Regions from separate parts of the Mus musculus genome. Here region 2 is linked to region 1. The links are chromatin loops, found by intact Hi-C in ENCODE. Cell type or tissue: gastrocnemius. All regions are shown on one strand.

Region 1 (2,500 bases):
ATTCACACATCAGCTTTGGTTTTCAGTGTACCTCTAGTACCTTAGACACAGCTAGCCAGGTGTCCTGGGTGTTGTTTTTGCCACCTTGACACCACCAGAGTTATCTAGGAAGAGGAGCGTCAGTTGAGAAGATGCCATAGTAGGGCATTTTAAAATGAATGACTGGTATTGGAAGCCCGAGTCCACTGGGAGTGGTGCCAGCCCTGAGCCAATTGCTTAACAAGCCACGGGGAACAAGCCAGGAAGCAGCAGTCTTCCATGGCTTCCAGCCTTGAGTTTCTGCCCTGGCTGCCCTTCATGGTGGATTACAACTGTAAGCTTAAAAAAACCCTTTCCTCCCCAGGTTGCTTTTGATCATAAGACACTGGGCACGGGGGTACATGCCTACAGACCCGGGACTCAGGAGGCTGAGACAGAAGGATGGGGAGTTTGATGCCAGCTTGGATTACATAGTGCGACTGTCTCAAAACCTGCCTAAGTCAGTACTTCGGCCCGACCAGTCGTCTTACCCAACACTGGAGCCTGAGGCTGCAGCTTGGAAGATGTACTCTTTCCCCTGTGAAGGCCAAAGGGGACTAAATCTAGCCCTGGCCCAAAACAAAACATGATATCCTCCTTTCATCTCTAAAGTACACCTCAGGCCACACCCACCCGCCCCTCTAACAATGCTTGGCTACTCAGCCCCAGCCCCAGCTGTGCACACAGCCCCGTTCCAAGCCCGCCACTCACCCCACCCAATAAATGACCTTTTAAAAAAGATTTTTTTCTTAAAATGTGTACATGTAGATTACAGAACAGTCAATGTTCTTAACCGCTGTGCCATCTCCCTAGCCCCGTATGTGACTTCTTAAAGTACTTATGTATTTATGGAAAAAAAATAAAATCAGGCATAAACTTTATGCTAACAGAGTGGTGGTCATGCAGGTTTTCTTCCTACTGCCCTCCCGGACCTCCCCTCTGTGGCCCCTTCTAACTTCTCCGACGTTGGTGTCACAGCCCTACTATCCTCAATCTTTAGTCATTAGAGCCACCTGGTGGTCATAGAGGAAATCACAAGCAGATTACCCACAACTGGTCTTTTTTTTTTTTTTTTGGTTTTTTGAGACAGGGTTTCTCTGTCTGTATAGCCCTGGCTGTCCTGGAACTCACTTTGTAGACCAGGCTGGCCTCGAACTCAGAAATCCACCTGCCTCTGCCTCCCAAGTGCTGGTATTAAAGGCGTACGCCACCACCGCCCGGCTCAACTGGTCATTTTTGAGTCCTTGGCTCTGTGGCAGGAAAGAAATAAAACCACGCCTGTAGGTTGAGACCACAGAATAGGGCCAGGCATGCTTCTGTCTCTCAGTCCCACCTTGCCTTCAAGACACATCAGACCCACTAGTTATTGCAGATGAATTCTGAGCTCATTCAGTCGTATTTATTGAGCAGCAGCTATGTGTTCAGCAATGAGAATACAGAAAGGAATGAGGTTTCTGCCCTCATGAGCTTACAATCTAGCAGCCAGCCAGCCATTTTCACCCAGTCTACACAGTTTGTTTTTTGTGGGTTTTGTTTTTGTTTGTTTTTTTGTTTTTTCAAGGCAAGGTTTCTCTGTGTAGCCCTGCCTATCCTGGAACTCACTCTGTAGACCAGGCTGGCCTTGAACTCAGAAATCTGCCTGCCTCTGCCTCCTGAGTGCTGGGATTAAAGGCGTGCTCCACCACTGCCCGGCTCTGTCTACACAGTTTTAAAGTGATAATAAGAACATAGAGAAAATGCATACTGCTAAAGTGGGGCCAAAAAAGACAAAGAAAAAAAACTGACTAGTTAGGATTCTCAAGGTGCAAAGCAGAAGGGTGTGGTGGGCTGAGAACAGCTTCTCTGCTAACTGAGGCAGGAGGAGACCTCACGGCTTGCAGGACAAGGACTGTGAGGGGGCGAGGAAGGCAGGGCCTGACTTGCGCAAGGCTTCTTGAATTTAGGGCTTTATTCCAAAAGCACGAGAAACCCACTGAAGATCCGAGGCAGAAAGTAAGATACTTAAGTTTGTGAAGGCAGAAGTAGAAAATGGGCATCAGGAAGTTTCCCAGTACCAAAGATGGTTATTCTGTTAGACAAAAGGACGGATTCCAAAGAGATGGAGCTGATGAGTGCTTGGGTATACAGGGAAAGGAGTGTGTGTCTAACAAGAAGTTGTGAACAGGCAAGTGACCTCTGAGTCCTGGCGAGCCAGGGCTACATAATGAGTCACACACCCCCGACATGAGACACACCCCCACCCCATCCCAGGAAAATAATCTACAAGTGGGATGTCCTGGAAAAGAGACAAGCTTGGTCAAATGAGCACACCCCAGAGCATTCCCTCAGGATGTCATGGAAGAAACGGCTTTGGCTCTCAAATAGTTTAAATAAGATCATTTATGAGCTTACTAAATATCACGATTGATGGATCCAAACAATTTATGGACTCTTAGGTTGCATGGGACTAAGTGAACGACTTCAGCATCAGCAGATTAAGAAA
Region 2 (2,500 bases), 200 kb before region 1:
GAGAGAGAAGAATCCCTGCCCCAGGGGACCCTGGCCACAGCCAGCCCCCTTCTGCCAGGAGGGGCTCTCCTGAGACCCTCCCTTCTATGCTCACTGGGTTGGATAGAAGCTACATGTCCCCACAGGGAGACTTCTGAGCATATGACCTAACTTGGGTCAACAGGAGGAATGTGAGGTTGGAGCCCTGGGGTCTCTTAAGTGTCTGGATTATAGTGTGTAGATGTCGGGAACGTGACCTAGAAAGGAGCTTAACATTTGGTGTTTGGGTCATTTAAAAATTAGTCTTTTAGAGTTGAGGCCAATGTAGTGAGACCCTTTCTCTAACCAAAACAAAATTTAAAAGGCTGGGAATATGGCTCGCAGTAGAGCACCTGCCTAAGATGGACAAGGCCCTAGGTTCAATCTCCAGCATAAAAAAACTAAAACTAAGGGGCTGGAGAGATGGCTCAGCGGTTAAGAGCACTGACTGCTCTTCCAGAGGTCATGAATTGGATTCCCAGCAGCCATATGGTGGCTCACAACCATCTGTAATGAGATCTGATGTCCTCTTCTGGCCTTCAGGTGCACATGCAGAAAGAGCTCTCATGTATAAAATAAACTTTTAAAAAAAATCTTAAAAAGTAAAAATTAAACATCAAAAATTACTGCACAGCCTGAAAAGATGGCTCAGCGGTTAAGAGCACCGACTACTCTTCCAGAGGTCCTGAGTTCAATTCCCAGCAACCACATGTAATGGGCATGGCTCACAACTATCTGTAATGGGCAACCAATACAGTCTTCTGGTGTGTCTGAAGACAGTGACAGTGTACCCACATATATGAAATAAATATGGCAGGAGCAGCAGGGCTCGAAGAAAAAGTTCCTGCACTTGTTAAGCCTAACGTGTTTGACCTCCACATGCATATGATTGGTTGTGTTCATACACACATAACATGTAAAAAAATTAATTATAGGGAATTTTTTCTTTTTCTGTTTTTTAATTTTTGAGACAGGGTTTCCCTGTGTAGCCCTGGCTATCCTGGAACTGGCTCAGTAGATCAGGTTATTCTCAAAATCAGAGCTCAGTCTGCTTCTTCCTCCTGAGGGTTGGGGATTAAAGGCATGCACAACACTGCCCAGCACACATTTAAAAAAATAAATAAAAATAAAAATATTAAGATGGCCCTGGATATAAATTAGTAATGTGTGTTTACTCAGAATGCAAAAGACTTAGGTTCAATAACCAGTATTCAACAATTTAATAATGAAAAATGTTTTAGATTTGAGATTTTGATGTCAACGGGCAGGTTGCAATTAAAGTGTTCTGCCACCAGGTGGTGGCCAAACTCTTTGTCTCAAGCAACCCAGTACTGGCTTCATGTGGGGAATCTTGGTAAAATGGAGATTCTCACTTGGTAGGTATGAGGTGGGCCTGAGTGCTTGCCTTCTCTGACTGGCACCAAGAAGATGATAATGCTAGGGTTTGAAGCCTTACTTCAATTGTAAGTGCTGAGGGTCCACACTGAGAATAGATGGGGAACAATGCTAACAGCACACATTTAGGCAGGGCTTAGATTTCATGCTGTTGAGTACTTTTATTTTTGTAACAACAACACTTCTGCTCAAATTCTTGGCCCAAGAGGAACCACTCAGAATCATCAGGACATGGGAACCAAGGAACAGCTGGGGACAGGCTCCTTCAGGTTTCTGTCTGCTCCCTAGAACTGACCCTGTGCCACAGCTCTCCATACCCAAATTCATCCTGGAGAGAACTAGTCTCCCAGGAGTATTGACGCTCAGGCTTGCAGGAGGGACAAGCCACAGTTAGAGACAGCAAGACCAGCTAACACCAGAGATAACCAGAGGGTGAGAGGCAAGGGCAAGAACAAAAGCAACAGAAACCAAGGGTATCTGGCATGATCAGAACCCAGTTCTCCCACCACAGGGAGGAGCCCTGTATACTCCAACACACCAGAAAAGCAAGAGTGAATTAAAGTCACAGATCATGATGATGATGATAGAGGACTTTAAGAAGGACATAAATAACTCCCTTGATGAAATAAATACAGGAGAACACAAGTAGAAACCCTTAAAGAGGAAACACAAAAAAAATCCTTTAAAGAATTACAGGAAAACCCAACCAAACAGGTGAAGGAATTGAACAAGACCATTCAGGATCTAAAAACTGAAATAGAATCAATAAAGAAATCACAAAGCAAGACAACCCTGGAGACAGAAAACCCAGAAAAGAGATTAGGAGTCATAGATGCAAGCATCACCAACAGAATACAAGAGATAAAGAATCTCAGGTGCAGAAGATACCATAGGAAACATTGACACAACAGTCAAAGAAAATACAAAATACAAAAAGCTCCTAACCCAAAACATCCAGGAAACCGAGGACACAATGAGAAGGCCAAACCTAAGGATAATAGGTATTAAAGAGAATGAAGATTCTCAACTTAAAGGGCCAGTAAATATCTTCAACAAAATTATAGAAAAAAATCCCTAACTTAAAGAA

Evidence for each region. Hi-C counts contacts between places; a loop is a spot of excess contacts. Peaks named below come from ENCODE experiments on the same cell type or tissue, not always from the same donor. Only the 100,000 strongest peaks of a DNase experiment are listed, where the experiment ranks them.
Region 2: a loop joins it to region 1, with 2.5 times the contacts of the local background. A loop is called at or near these places in 15 of 42 quality-filtered maps.

What each region holds. Positions count from the first base shown.
Region 1 is chr11:69,389,546-69,392,045 of GRCm38, forward strand. Cyb5d1 (cytochrome b5 domain containing 1) reads right to left here. Exons shown (of 4, transcript NM_001045525.2): 4 at 1,632-2,500. Among named protein-coding and RNA genes, the nearest start is that of Cyb5d1, 4.6 kb to the right of the region's middle. In gastrocnemius, a CTCF peak has its summit at 1,028 (motif pointing left); DNase peaks (open chromatin) are centred at 214, 683 and 1,027; H3K27ac peaks cover 590 bases.
Region 2 is chr11:69,191,703-69,194,202 of GRCm38, forward strand. The region is part of intron 3 of Alox8 (arachidonate 8-lipoxygenase); the gene reads right to left. Among named protein-coding and RNA genes, the nearest start is that of Alox8, 4.9 kb to the right of the region's middle. In gastrocnemius, a CTCF peak has its summit at 1,306 (motif pointing right); a DNase peak (open chromatin) is centred at 1,325.